2 separate regions of the Homo sapiens genome follow, and region 2 is linked to region 1. A link is an interaction called in ENCODE POLR2A ChIA-PET data of the cell type or tissue named here. Cell type or tissue: OCI-LY7. All regions are shown on one strand.

Region 1 (4,000 bases):
ATTTTGTCTTGATTGCTGTAACTTTATAGTAAGTTTGAAAACTAGTGGTAGTAAGACTCTTCCAACTTAATTCTTTTTCAAAATTATTTGAGCTATTCTAGTTCCTTTGCCTTTCCATATACATTTTAGAAGCAGCTTTTTTATAAAAGCAAATAAAAATAATGCTACGATTTTGATAGGAATGGCAATAAACCTACAGGTCAGCTTGGGGAAAAATGACATCTTTACTATATTAAATCTTCTGATCAATGAATACAGCTGTCTCTCCATTTAGTTAGCTTTTCACTGATTTCTTTCATAAGCAATTTTGTAGTTTTCACCACTCAAATCCTGCACATTTTGTTAGATTTATATCTAAGTATTTCATATTCTGTGGGGGGAGATAGTATACATGAAATAGTTGTAAAATTTCAGATTCCAACTCTTCATTGCTAGTACATTGAACAGTGATGGATTTTGTTTTTGTCCTGTGTCCTGTGACTTTTCTAAATTCACTTATTGATTCTGTGAGCTTCTTTTGGTACAGTCCTGGGGACTTTCTATATAAACAATTGTCATCTATAAAGTAGAAATTTATTTATTTATATATATATATTGATTTATTTTGAGACAAGGTCTCATTCTGTCACCCAGGCTGGAGTTCAGTGGCAGGATCATGGCTCACTGCAGCCTCAACCTCCCCAAGCTCAGGTGATCCTCCCACCTCAGCCCCCTGAGTGGCTGGGATTACAGGCACACACCACCATACTCAGCTAATTTTTTTTTTTTTTTTTTTTTGAGACAGAGTCTTGCTCTGTGGGCTAGGCTGGAGTGCAGCAGCACGATCTCAGCTCACTGCAACCCCCGTCTACCAGGTTCAAGCAATTCTCCTGCCTCAGCCTCCCGAGTAGCTGGGATTACAGGCATGTGCCACCACATCTGGCTATTTTTTTTAAAAATTTTTATTAGATACAGGGTTTCACCATGTTGTCCAGGCTGGTCTTGAACTCCTGGGCTCAAGAGATCCACCTGCCTCAGTCTCCCAAAGTGCTGGGATTACAGGTGTGAGCCACCACACCCGGCCAATTGGAAATATTTTTATTTCTTCCTTTCTAATCTAGATGCTTTTACTTCTTTTTCTTGTGTCTTTGCTCTTGCAACCAGAGGATGTTTAATAGAAGTGCGGAGAGTGGAAAAATCTTACCTTGTTCCTGATCTTAGTGGAGAGCTTTTAGACTTTCGCCATGAAGCATAATATCAGCTCAAGCTTTTGTAGATGTCCTTTTTCAGGGTAAGGAAGTTCCCTTCTATTCCCAGTTTGTTGAGAGTTTTTGTCATGAATGGATGCTGAATTTTATCAAATGCTTTTTTTAATCAATTGATAAGATGACGTACAATTTCCTCTTGAGTTTACTAAGATGATGGGTTATATGGATTGATTTTTTTGGGGAATATTCAGCCAGCCTTACATTGCTGGGACAAACCCTATAATCTCATTTTATATCCTTGTTACATTTGGACTTTACTATGGGTATGCATTACTTTCATAAGAATCTGATAAAACTTAAATTTTAAAGAAATATACATACCTGATTCCATTTTCCCCTTTTTCTGGCTTCTGGTTAAGACCATCCTTTACCTGAGAGAGAAAACAGTAATGTAAAAATATTTTCAAAATAATATTCATTAGAATGAGTTCAGATGAATATTTCAGTCTTTGAGAAGGTGGTATTGACACTTATCCTAGGACCTAAGGACATGGTTACATTAGAAGGGCTCTGGAGGCCGGGCACAGTAGCTCACACCTGTAATCCCAGCACTTTGGGAGGCTAAGGCAGGAGGATCACTTGAGCTTAGGAGTTTGAGACCAGCCTGTGAGACACAGTGAGACCTTGTCTCTCTTAGAAATTAGCCAGGTGTGGTGATGCACACTTGTAGTTGTAGCTGCTCAGGAAGCTGACGTGGGAGGGAGAATCATTTGTTGAAAATTATTCTTGGGTCTGGGAGGTCGAGGCTGCAGTGAGCTGTGACCATGCCACTGCACTCCAGATGGTGCAACAGGGGGAGATCCTGTCTCAAAAAAAAAAAAAAAAAAAAAAAAAAGAAAAGAAAAAGAGGGTTTCTGGGCCAGGCATGGTGGTTCATGCCTGAAATCCCAGAGCTTTGGAAGGATCTCTTGGGGCCAAGAGTTTGAGACCAGCCAGGCAGCATAGTGAGATCCTGTTGAAAGTGAAAGGAAGAAAGAGAAAGAATGAAAGAATGGATGGACGGACAGAAGGAAGGAAGGAAGGGAGGGAGGGAGGGAGGGAAGGAAGGAAAGGAAGGAGAAAAGAGAAGAAAAGAGAAGAGAGAAAAGGAAGGAAGGAAGAAGAAAGAAGAAGGGCTCCATTTCTTCAGCCTTGATTTTCTTTAAAGCTAACATGAGCCTCTACAATTTTTGATCATTGGTTGCCGGTGCTTCCACAGAACACTACTGTCCAAAACTTTAGAACAAGCCACTCAGCAGCTCCCTAATTAAGCAAATGACCAAGAGTCTTAATTCCATATTGCAGTTCCGTAGAAGCTCACTGAAATGCACTTTACAGAATGCCCACAACTCTACAACTCTTTCATTTAGCTCAACTATACCTTTGTAGCTGCTGCTGCTGCTTTTTTTTTTTTTTTTTTTTTTTTTTTTTTTTTTTGAGACAGGGTCTTGTTCTGTCACCCAGGCTGGAGCACATTGGCATGAACATGGCTCACTGCAGCCTCTACCTCCTGGGCTCAAGCAATCCTCGCACCCCAGCCACCCAAGTAGCTGGGACGACAGGCATGCACCACCACACTCAGCTAATTTTTAAAATTTTTGTAGAGACAGGGGTCTCACTGCGTTGTCCAGGCTAGGTTTCACAGCTTTTTATGTGCGAATGACATATTTAGATCTCTGTATTTTCTCATCAAATATTTTGTATGCATAGTATTTTATTGCTTTTACCTGGTAGGCTTATTATACTTTTTCAGAGACTGCTCTAATTTTCTGACTATTTAGTGCAAATTTTTAAATTCAGTGCAATTAATTATATATTTTAAATTATCTGAAAAAGTCCCTGAGAATTCACATATGTACTCTGTGTGACTTCTGTACACACACGCATGCACATCTGTGCACAGACCCCATACAATGTCCAGAAGTTGTCTTTTTAGAAATTTCAATTAATATTAACTTTTACTATCCACCAGTCATACTTTTATTGGAAGTCTGACAGGTGTTCTTGAAGTCTTGTGTTCCAGAAGAAGGAAGAAATTGAGGATGATCTAATATAACACTATATGGGAGTAAAACAAAGTCACACCATAAAAATTTTGGCCTCCAGTATCACAAATAGCAAAGAGTCAGCTGTAGGTCTTCACACACTTACCACCTGGTAGTGATTGGGGGCCCACACTAGAAGCGTGTGGCGTTGGCCCTGCTTGAAGTCGTCAGTTACAGCAGTGACTGGTGATCCAGGAGAAGAAATGTTTATCCTTGTCAGTTTGTTTACATCAAAAGTCATAAATGCATTTGTCTATAGAGGGAGGGAAAGAGGCATAGTTAATATCACAGAGTCTCGGCACTATGCAACTGAACGCTGGAAGAGCAGTTATCTGATATTCTGCATTTCCAGGTTCATGTTCATAGATACCAAAAAAATGCCTGTGGGGAGTTGGCCTTTATTTGCCTCAGCTTCCCACCCACCCTTACAGACACCGTCATGAGGTTTTTGGTACCACCACAGGAACCATACTTTTCACCAAGCATCTTACTTTTATTTTGCTTTTATCAAAAATAAATACTATGAGAATAATTTCTACTGTTAGGCAAAGAACAGCACCAGAGCAAAAGCAACAGCCCTGGTAAAAATCAATACTGGGCTGCTCCAAGCATTAGGAATCGGGCTTTTTGTTTTTACCTTCAAGATTATTAGTTTCACAAGGTCTAAGGTTGTGGTGCTCAACCATGGCTAAACAGGAACGAGACTGGCTAAATCTCAACATCTCTGGG
Region 2 (4,000 bases), 250 kb after region 1:
AAAACCCTGTCTCTAATACAAAGACAAAAATTAGCCAGGCATGGTGGCACACGCCTGTAATCCCAGTTACTTGAGAGGCTGAGGCAGGAGAAATGCTTGAACCCAGGAGGCGGAGGTTGCCGTTGAGCCAAGATGGCACCACTGCACTCAAGCCTGCGTGACAGAGCAAGACTGTGTCTCAAAAAAAATAATAATAATAATAATTAACTAACCAAACAATAAATCAATACATAGAAAAATACTGCTTGTTAAGATCAAACACGTGGTTCTACGGATAGAAACATAACGTTACTTACCTGAAAGTCATCGTAAGGGAAGAGCAGCATCTCCCGTAAACAGTCGTTCAGGATCTGAGTCTTCTTCTGGACGATGACATTTTCATAGTCGAGTGGCTCAATTAGCTTTGGCTTTGCCTGGAGGGCGAAAAGATAAGCAAGACATTCTCATACACAAATGCCATTTCTTAAGATAAAGAACTTAGTATGTTCTACTCTATGTTTTGTATTTTCTACAATTAGAGTATGCTAGTTTTGGTATCACAAAGAAACAGAAATAAGAGTTGTTTCCAAAGGGACAAAAAATGCTGGGTGGTGTCCTGCTACACAGAGTGATGCTTGTTCAGTTATTTAAGCACAAAGGAAGCTCTGCATTCTGGTGGAGCTTCCAGTCATTTCTCGGGTCATCCCTGACTAGCTATGTCCCCTTCCAAGCTTTAGGGTGTGCCAGAGTTGCCCTGGTTAGGTGTCCAGCCATGGCCTGGCAGTTGAGGCCAGATGCCCAGAACGGCTCCAGCCACGATACCATCCCTCCTTGGCCCAGGGCCTAAATGTATCCACAGGACTCATTATTTCAGACAAGGGGCTCCAAGACGCCCTTCTCTGAGTCTCAAAATATCCCTGCCTATCCCCAGATATCTATACTTAATATGTAATACCTAAAGGTAGAAAGATAATGAGCTGAGCCCAAACCAGCCAAGAGGCTGGGTCACAGCCAGGGGGGCAGGTACTACTTAAACCAGGGCTCATGGGTGAATCCGAGGGGATGGGGACGTCCATCCCTAGCATGCACTGAGCAGGAAAAAGAGGTAACGAGTAAGTAGGGAAGAAGAGAATATGGCTTTTCTAGCTATTTCCAAAGTTAGCTCTCTTGGTTAAAATCCCTTTATCTATCGCCAGTCACTGCCACCTTGTTTATGGCTCGCTTTCCACATGCGAGGCATTGACTGGGCTAGGTTAGGGATAAAAATACATATTCAACTAACTATACTACAGTATGCCAAATGCTAAAATAGGCATATAGAAGATGTTATCAGAAGTAACTAAGTCCAGGGCAGGCGTGGTGGCTCACACCCGTAATCTCAGCACTTTGAGGGCCGAGATGGGTGGGTCACCTGAGGTTAGGAGTTAGAGACCAGCCTGGCCAACACGATGAAACCCTGTCACTACAAAAAGTATAAAAATTAGCCAGGCGTGGTGGCATACGCTTGTAATCCCAGCTACTCGGGAGGCCGAGGCACGAGAATTACTTGAACTGGGGAGGCGGAGGTTGCAGTGAGCTGAGATCACACCATTGCACTCCAGCCTGGGTGACAGAGCAAGACTCCATCTCAAAAAACAAAAATTAAAAAAAAAGTAAGTCCATTATATCAATAGTTACTAGAAGATTATTTTTGAAACTATAATCATCTGATATATACAATCTCAATAAATGCTTTATATATTAAAATGACAATTTTTATATAAGAAGTATATTAAGGATATTTCGTATGTGGCATCCAAATTGGCAATTGTGACTGAGGCTTGCTATTTGTTTCCAAAACCTGTCTCCTTTCCAATACAGGTGGACCACATTTCCCAGCCTCCTTGTGTTTTGGTGCACCCATGTGACTGTCTTCTAACCAATTTTATTCGAGTGGAAAAGATGTGGCCACTGCCTCATCTGGCCCACAAAAGCCTTCCACGTGGCCCCTCCTCCTTCCCTCTGCAGCCACGCACACAGGATCCAACGCAGAACTGGGTGGCCTGAGGAAAGGATGGAGCCTAAGATGGAAAGAGTCTGGGTCCTGAATCCCCTTGTAGAAGACCGCCTGCTTAAACAGGCACTGAAATGCCCCAGGAGCAAGAACTGAAACACCTACTGTGTTCAGCTGCTGAGATTCTGGAGTTGCCTGAAGTAGCAGTCAACTTGCTTTGCCTATTGCACATATACATGCTCATATTTAACTCCAATTACTTGATTTAACAACACTCTACAAAGATGTTTTGACATGCTAAGAAAAAAAGCAATGACCAAACAAGTACACAATTATTATAATTAAGTAAAATATGTGCTATGTGGACAGAGACTAAAAATATGCAAAATCAAAAAAATTAAAGCTATAAAGTGTTGGTAACAGTAAACTGTATTTACATTCAAAAAAGGAAAAAAAAAAAACTTTATACAAATTATTTTTAAATAAGAATTGCCCAGAAAATTTTTTTCAAAATATTTTAATTAAAAAAAAAAAGATTTACTCTTTTATTTGTTTGTCATACTGCATAGAGTAACCAGTCAATAAATGCTTGCTGGCAAAATGAATGGATGTCGTGATTAATAACATTTTCCCTAGGAACCGTAACCATATTCCTAATAAAACCCAAATATGCACACAGCTTTCTAAAATTCCATTACAAAGAGGTCAGATGGACCAATACTGCAGACTGGGGCAGACTCCATGTTCTCCCTGGCTTATGTGGTGGCTGCCCCATAACCACAGGCCAGGGAGACTCTTTCATGACAGCCCCAGCTGCCTGCACAGGCACAGGCACAGGCACAGGCTGGGCAGGGCTGAATCCTCAGCTGGGTGCAGCCCCCTTGGCTCCACTCTCCCCAGGTAAGGCCCATGATTCTTCAGACTGCCAGAAGGCAGAGGTGCATTGTGAGCCCTGGACAGGGGGTTGGAGGGACACTGCTGAGAATGGGCTGTTCCCAGGTGCCAATGTTATTAGGTTTGGGGATTTTTTGGGCTTTGTTCCTACAGCAGGGCAGCCAGGAGGCTTTCTGGGAGAGACAAAGGGCACACCCTCCAGGAAGCTGCACTGGCATCCCTGCGGGCAGCCATCTAAAAAGCCCTGCTGCCACCCCTTCAGCAGCTTCCCCCCAGTGGGTGGCTCCCTGCCCACCAGCTCCAGCCCACGGCACCTCAGCAAACTTGGCCACCAGCCACCATTGCTGGGCCACAACCACACTCTCCAGCTAGGCCTGAATCTCTGCCTTGGGTGGGGGTGAGAGGCTCTTCCCAGTTTGTTCCTTCCTTGGGGATCTCTGTTCCCGAACTTACTATTCTTGTATTCTTAGAGCAGGAGTCGACAACTCTTTCTGTAAAGGACTTTGCCAGCCTTACAGTTTCTGTCACAACTGGTAAACTCTGCCATTGCGGCACAAAAGCAGCCACAGACAATAAGTAAACACATGGGCATGGCAGTGTTACAATAAAACTTTATTTATAAAAACAGGCAGCAGCCAGATTTTGCCCAAGGGCACAGCCTGCTTTAGAGTTATCTTTACCCCCTAATAGAGTTAATCCCCTTTCACCAATTTAGTAATTCTTTATATTAATTTTCCATGTTCAATTATTGATGTGTTTCCTGTCTCTGGACATATAAGATACAGATATGTTTACAACTCTTAACATATTTAATGATTTTTTTGCATCTATCTGATTAAACTTGGGTTGCTTAAAATGTTTGATAATAAAAATATTCATGGGTCAGTTTCATGTATTTAGGGCACCAAATAATACTTTAATTAGATGAATTTCTGTTTCCCCCCAAGGTGTATCTTGGAGGTATCTAATGAAAGGATGCAATGTTGTGGCTACTGTCTTCCTTTTGTGTGACAAAGTGTAACTTTCAAGGTGTTTTTACTGTCACAATTACCACTCAACAACTGAGGCTGGAAACTGAGGATCTCAAGTTAAGCTAATTGCTACAAGTGTCCCACCAAGTACCCAGCAGGACTG

The links. ChIA-PET counts read pairs that join two places held together with the same protein. Peaks named below come from ENCODE experiments on the same cell type or tissue, not always from the same donor. Only the 100,000 strongest peaks of a DNase experiment are listed, where the experiment ranks them.
Region 2: POLR2A ChIA-PET joins it to region 1 with 6 read pairs; 2 of 35 experiments call an interaction of 5 or more read pairs at or near these places.

Annotation. Positions count from the first base shown.
Region 1 is chr13:98,700,912-98,704,911 of GRCh38, forward strand. SLC15A1 (solute carrier family 15 member 1) reads right to left here. Exons shown (of 23, transcript NM_005073.4): 17 at 3,378-3,524; 18 at 1,569-1,618. Among named protein-coding and RNA genes, the nearest start is that of SLC15A1, 50 kb to the right of the region's middle. In OCI-LY7, no CTCF peak of the experiment used is centred here; a DNase peak (open chromatin) is centred at 1,950; H3K27ac peaks cover 1,159 bases.
Region 2 is chr13:98,955,139-98,959,138 of GRCh38, forward strand. DOCK9 (dedicator of cytokinesis 9) reads right to left here. Exons shown (of 53, transcript NM_001366683.2): 2 at 297-413. Among named protein-coding and RNA genes, the nearest start is that of DOCK9, 21 kb to the right of the region's middle. In OCI-LY7, no CTCF peak of the experiment used is centred here; no DNase peak of the experiment used is centred here.